Regions from separate parts of the Homo sapiens genome. Here region 1 is linked to region 2. A link is a contact called in ENCODE Hi-C or POLR2A ChIA-PET data. All regions are on one chromosome and are shown on one strand. The core of a region is the stretch at or near the end of the contact, and the rest is flanking DNA. Distances in the headings are between cores, read along the strand shown.

Region 1 (3,409 bases), core at 142-2,641, 34 kb before region 2:
AGCTGGGGGAGGCTAGAGGAGAAAGACAATGCAAACAATACCTCAGGCAATGGGCTAAGCACACAAACCGATTTAGGTGGACCAGAGGAGAAAAGAAAAAAGCCCCAACAAACCAAAAACAAAGCAATACTTCTTTCCTACTTCCTTCCTTCCCATGCGTCTCATTTGTGTTGGTGGAAACTACAGATTGATTACTGTTTTGGGGCCTCTGATTAAAAACTCACATGTGTAAGAGACTCAGCTTCGAGATTAGGAGCTTCTTTGTTGAACCGAGGCAATCTCATGTTATTAAACCTTCCCTCTCAACTTGCCACCTGCTCCTCTCCTTCCCTAGCCCTAAGACCCTGAACCCATCTCCCCTTTTATCTTTGTTGCCTGTTAATTCCTGTTTCCTCAGGTGGAGGGCTTGTTCTGGAAATTAAGGTTTTGGGGACAGGGTTCCTCACCTTCCTCTCTTTGGGTATAGGAGGGCAGTCCTAAGATTTCCATAATCACAGCTTTTCCTGTGCCTCCTGCACTTAACGACTGCTACCGTACATCTGACTTCTTAAATTCATGGCCTGGAACTGCAAGGATATTTGCTAGTGTGTATGTTTTGTCTGCAACTAGATTGTCAGATTGGGTGAAATGGGCTCTGTATTAGTCTGTTCTTGCACTGCTATAAAGAAATACCTGAAACTGGGTAATTTATAAAGAAAAGAGGTTTAATTGGCTCATGGTTCCAGAGGTTGTACAGGCAGCATGGCTGGGGAGACCTCAGGAAACTTTCAATCATGGCAGAAGGGGAAGGGGAAGCAGGCACGTCTTCTACGGCCAGAGCAGGAGGAAGAGAGACAAGGGGGAGATGCTACACCCTTAAACAACCGGACCTTGTGAGAACTCTCACTCTCACAAGAACAGCAAAGGGGAAATCCACTCCCATGATCCAGTCACCTCCCACCAGGCCCCTCCTCCAACACTGGGGATTACAATTCGACATGAGATTTGGGTGGAGACACAGAGCCAAACCATATCAGACTCCAAGGCCAATTTTAAGTGGCTCCAGGATTCTCAAATTCTAAGTGTTTTAAGTGCTCAGACAGAGGCATAGCAGGCCTTCAATACGTTTTCACGATTTTCACTTTCTAGGAGCCTTCAGAGTGACTGTCTAAGGAGTTTTCTGGTCAAGCGCCGGGGTAGGCATTGGCATTCTTCTCCAGATGAAAGTCAAGAGGCAGACAACACAGTGACCAATGCCTCATCCAAACTCCTGAGGCAGAGGAGAGTCCAACTGCCACTTCCTAACAATGTGAAGCCATGATACGAGGCCTAATAAACTTTCCCTGCAGTTTCAAGAGGATGTGGTCTCTTTCACTTCCTGTCCCAAACTGTTCTGCACTGTTGCGCCATGCAACAGCTGCTTCGGATCAAGCCACGGCCAAATTCTTGCTGGGGAAGAGCAGTGACATTTGGGGAACCACAGGGACAACAGGGAGCCACTTCTGTGGGTGCTGGAGACTCCACTCATAGGACGTCTGGACACTGATGTCTAAAGCCTAAAGGAGGACATTAAAATGTTAGATCGGGGAGGGGACAGATCCACCATTGTAATTTCAAAGGTGAAACTCGGATGTCCTGGAAGGAGGGTAGACAGACCTGCTTGTGACCTGCTAATCCACTATCACAAACTGTGCATGCTTTCTTATCATTTTACTTCTTTCATAAATAGAGGACAGGAACAAAAAGCCAAAAGGTTACATGAAGGAGCAGGTGAGAAATCTCTAGCTAGTTCCCATGGTACTGTGGAGCTAGTACCGCATCATACTGTTCATCATACTTTGCTTGTGTTGTGGAGAAAACTCAAGCATAGACAAGGTGTCACTGGCCTCGCTGTAAAATAACAGGCTGTTAATGAAGCAGCCGAGGGATATGGAGATGGTGTCTTCATCCCTGTGCTCACCTTTTCCCGAATGTACCTTTTTCCCTTTAATTTCCCTAAATGAGATGTGCCATAGAATGTACCTAATTTGTGTCAGGTCTATACAATGAGAAAATCATAATACATCCATGAATCAGGGTTCAGTTAATTTATTTCCTAAACATCTACATTTTGAACTAATTTCAGATCTACAGAACAGATGGAGTCTCGCTCTGTCATCCAGGATGGAGTGCAGCAGCATGATCTCTGTTCACTGCAACCTCCGCCTCCCAGGTTCAAGTGATTCTCCTGTCTCAGCCTCCTGAGTAGCTGGGATTACAGGCACCTTCCCTCACACCTGGCTAATTTTTGTATTTTTAGTAGAGCCAGGGTTTCATCGTGTTGGCCAGGCTGGTCTCGAACTCCTGACCTCAGGTGATCCACCCACCTCGGCCTTCCAAAGTGCTGGGATTACAGGTGTGAGCCACTATGCCTGGTCAGGGTCATGTTTTATATCAAAGATTTAAAGCACTTCTCAGTGTTTTATATAGAAGACTTATAATGTCAGTTTGTCTCATTATAGAGGATAGATTTTGATCACTTTATTCGTCTACCAGGTTTCTATATTGTAAAATTATTATTTTTCCCTTTGCAATTAATAAGTACAATGTGGGGAGATAATTCCAGACTATACAAGTATTCTGTTTCTCAACAAACTATTATCCATTATTTTTAGCATCCATTTATATTTTGTTGTTGTTGTTATTGTTGCCCAGACTGGAATTCAGTGGTGTGAACGTGGCTCACTGTAGCTCACTGTAGCCTTGAACTCAAGTTACAAGAGGATCCTCTCACCTCGGCCTCTTGAGTAACAGACTACAGGTGTGCACGATGCCTAACTAATTTTTAAATTTTTTTTTTTTTTGTAGAGATGGGGTCTCACTTTGTTGTCCAGGCTGGTCTTAAGTTCGTGGGCTCAAGTGATCCTCCTACCTTGGCCTCCCAAACCTTTGGGATTACAGGTGTGAGCCACCATGCTGGGCCCTGGCTTGATGATTCTTGAATGAGTTAATCATTATCACAGTAATAATCAAATGCTTGTTTTTCTAATTTTATTATTCACATTTATCAGCTGGCATTTCCTGTTAGCATGAACTTTCTCCTTTCCCTTATTTATTTCTTTCTTTATTTATATCAGCATGGACTCAGAGAATCTTTTTTCACTCAGTGGCTTATTATTCATTACTATTGTTATTTATTTTGATGTTTAAATTGTCCTAGATTTGGCTGATGGGAGTCCCTTCCAACTGGCTTTTGTGTGCTTTTATAAATCAGGTGTATTTTGGTATAATTTACATACAGAAAAATCCATCCCTTTCAAGAGAATAGTTGGATAAATGTTGACAAACATACAGCTGTGTGAGCACCACCACTGTCAAGGTATGGAACATTTTATCACTCCAGAAAGTTCTTTTTTTTTTTTTTTTTTGAGACAGTCTCACTCTGTTGCCC
Region 2 (3,173 bases), core at 61-2,560:
GAAATTGGTACCACAGTCAAACAGATATTGTTACAAAAAGATCATTTTTCCCTTTTATTCTCCTATGGGCACATTTGTCTTTCTAAAAAGTCATTTGTTTTCCCTAAGTGCCATTTCTTCTCCATTTCTAAGTAGTCATTTGTTTTCCCAGAAGTGCCCCTCTGCCCCTCCCCTTCCCCTAATAGGGTAGCATATAAGCCCTGAATTCTAACCACCTCCTTGAGACTCCTTGAGTCTTTGTGAATTCCAGTGTGTACATATACAATTATAATCTGTTTTTTTTCTCGTCCTCATCTATCTTTTGCCAGTTTAGTTTGCACATCCCCAATCACCGCACCTAAGAGGGTAGAGGAAAAGTTTTTCCTCCCAGACAGTCCCTCTTGTGCCAAGTGCCTCCTGAGGATTGTGGCAGGTTGCCTGTAGGGTTAGGGTGGGGGTCCCATGGGTGTATCTGTGGACACAGTGGCTACATGGGGGCTCCCTGAATTCTTTCAGAGTAGGATGTGCTGATCTTGCCAGGCAACCAGTGCTCAACAGAAGCAGAGAGAGAGGGACTGTTGGCCACAGTGGCAGCCCCCACAGCTCAACCTCCTGGTACATTCCTTCCCTCCTCACATATTCAAGTCCTGGTACCACATAGCACTCACAATGCCACGGCGGGGGAAGGAAGCCTCAATAATGACTGAGACTGAATTTCCTACCAGCTAGGCAGGTGGGGATCAGAAGCAGAATAAATTTAATTCAGAAATATAAAAAATCCTATTCTTGCCTCTTTGCGTCAAGAGAAACATTCATTCCTTTTTCATTTTTCTTTTTGTTCATTGTTTAAGAAGTCACAAGAACTACAAACCTAAAAAAAAAAAAGTCTACTGGAGAAAAGCCTAACATTGAGAAAATTCTAGAAAATTCTATCCATTAACTTAATCCCATCCCCTAACCCTGGGGTTATGAAAATGTCACCATTTAAGAAAATTTTTAGCAGCTGAACACCTCAGTTAGTTCAGTGCTGTAGGAATGCAGTTAGAAAAACCATATTATCTCATGGGGTAAGGCTGCGCACAGGATGCTGACATTTAAAACCCAGTGTCCAGCATGACACAATGATGTTATTTATAGACCGAGAAGGATCTAGGACAAATGTGATGCATAGAAAGAAATAAAAAGAAGGAAGGAGCAAGCCATAGAAACCCGAGGTTGAATCGAGGAGGAAAACCCCCAGCAAAAAATCTGAGACACATCAAGCTTTTGTAGGGTTCATGTTTAGCAGGAAGTTGAAATGACTCACCGTATCCTGTTGTACTCGCCCTGTGATTCCATTTATCCCCTCCAAGGCTTTTAAAGCTCTGATTTGTGTAGGAAAATCACACAGCATGTCAAAGAATGACTACGCTCTGGTTTTACACATCCGTATTTTTAAACAGCACAAAATGGTTGTACTTCTCAATATCGAAATCTGACTGGGGCCTCTCCTGCTTGACCTTGCCCTGGAGGCTGCTGTCCTTCCATGGGTGGGTGCCCAGGCTGAGCTTGCACGGGCTCCTTCATGTCCCCCTTGGTCAACCTAGGTGAAGAGGGGAAGAATCCAGCTCCCACCATGCACCTTATTGACAGAAGCCTTCCTCAGATGAATATTCATGAGCAGCCTAAGTTTCTTTGGCTTTTCTGTTTACTAGTTTTATTAGCTCTTGAGAGGGGAGAGAGAGAGAGAGAGAGAGAGAGACTGGGGGAGACAGAGAAAGAAGCTGGGTGCGGTGGCTCATGCCTATAATCTCAGCACTTTGGGAGGCTGAGGCAGGAGGACTGCTTGAGCCCAGGAGTTCAAGACCAGCTGAGCAACATAGCAAGATCCCATCTCCATAAAAAAAGAAAAATAAAAATTGAAGAGAGAGAGAGAGAGAGAGAACTTTCCATAATTAATAGAGATAAGGTCAGCAAGATAACTCTTTTTTGCTCTTTTCCTAATTGCCCCTTCCTGGGGTGATTCCTTTCCTAAATGGGCCTCCTCTTAATCCTCAAGCTATTATGATATAAAAATTAAAGTGTGATATCCTGGCTCGCCCATTTCCTATTAATGGAATGACCTGTGGTAATCAATAGAGGAAATGCAGGAATGTTAACAGATGTGTGGTTCTGTTTGAGAGTCTCCAATTAAGTGATATGTCTTCAAGGTGGAAAGATGAGATCATTTTGAAATTAGTTTCTTTTTGGCTTTTTAAGTCTTTGGTTATTATCAATTGCATTAAAAAAACCAATTGGAAAGGAAAATCGATCGGTGCTGAATTCCTCCCCCACCTGAAGTCTTCATGCTTCCTCAGGTGATAGGATGCTAGAGAGGAAAATTTGGAATTAGCTTTTAAAAGGAAGAGAAATGACGGTGTAACCATCTGCCAAATACATGGAAACAACAACAACAAAAACCTCATCATTCACCTGGCCTGGCAAATAGGTTTGTGCATTTTTTTTCTTTTCTGTCCACCCTGTTGTTTGTCAGAGGTTGACCAAGAACTTGTCCAAGGGCCATTCCTGTGGTGTCATTGGTTAGAGACTTTTTAACAATTTCAAGTTCTGGTGAAATACTGTGAGTAAATAAAGAGAGAATTTTGCCTGAGTTTAAGGGGCTTTCCTGGGAGGTAATGTATTTTGTGGCCTAACACTTCATTACTTAGCCTGCAGATCTGGTTTCTTTTGAAAACAAACCCTAAGTCTGGAACTTTCCATGCTGAGAGTCCACGTCAGTTTCAAGAAGGCCTGGTAAGATGTAGCTGAGTAAAAACGAGACTCAATATGAATGATTACTGCTGTTCTTTCTCACTGGGAAGCCTGGGGACGTCAAGGATAAAATGACCTTTTGTACAGTGGTGATATTTCTCCATGTCTCAGCCTTTTTATCAGCATAACTATGGCCAAACCCAGTGCTTTTGTGGAAAACATTGGTAGCACCGTCATCTCAGAAGTCTTTATGTAACTTCCCATAGTCATGTCAGAGGAGATGGGGATACAAATCATCAAACGCTTCTCTTTGGATTGTGCAAGTCAGCAAATCAGCTCTGGCGATTTCCAAAGAGCTAAGACTACCATCCCTGGGTATGGTCCCTGAGTCTTCTTTCCCCATCCTCTACAGCCCCCACTCAAAGAAAGTGCCTCAAACAGATGGAATGACGCAGAGGTAGAAT

The links. Hi-C counts contacts between places; a loop is a spot of excess contacts on that map. ChIA-PET counts read pairs that join two places held with the same protein, here RNA polymerase II (POLR2A). Pooled maps may share reads with other maps.
Region 1: a map of GM12878 shows a loop between it and region 2 (5-fold over the local background). The contact joins two enhancer-like sites. A Hi-C loop is called at or near these places in 8 of 168 maps with a recorded cell type or tissue (CD14-positive monocyte, GM12878, endothelial cell of hepatic sinusoid and 3 more), 31 of 37 single-sample maps with no recorded cell type and 14 of 50 pooled maps. POLR2A ChIA-PET finds 5 or more read pairs at or near these places in 15 of 52 experiments (AG04450, B cell, CD8-positive, alpha-beta memory T cell and 9 more).

What each region holds. Positions count from the first base shown.
Region 1 is chr6:14,908,798-14,912,206 of GRCh38, reverse strand. All of the region lies in intron 2 of LOC105374945 (a long non-coding RNA gene), which reads left to right. Among named protein-coding and RNA genes, the nearest start is that of JARID2-DT, 330 kb to the left of the region's middle. RefSeq lists enhancers at 775-834, 1,525-1,584. Within about 2 kb of position 1,391, at least 11 of the 41 ENCODE cell types and tissues checked have a DNase peak (open chromatin) inside an H3K27ac peak, as active enhancers do; they include B cell, CD14-positive monocyte and GM12878, where a contact is called at or near this core.
Region 2 is chr6:14,875,413-14,878,585 of GRCh38, reverse strand. LOC105374945 (a long non-coding RNA gene) reads left to right here. Exons shown (of 5, transcript XR_007059473.1): 3 at 2,316-3,173. Among named protein-coding and RNA genes, the nearest start is that of JARID2-DT, 370 kb to the left of the region's middle. RefSeq lists enhancers at 1,411-1,600, 1,381-1,881, 2,664-2,723, 2,744-2,813. Within about 2 kb of position 1,310, at least 13 of the 41 ENCODE cell types and tissues checked have a DNase peak (open chromatin) inside an H3K27ac peak, as active enhancers do; they include B cell, CD14-positive monocyte and GM12878, where a contact is called at or near this core.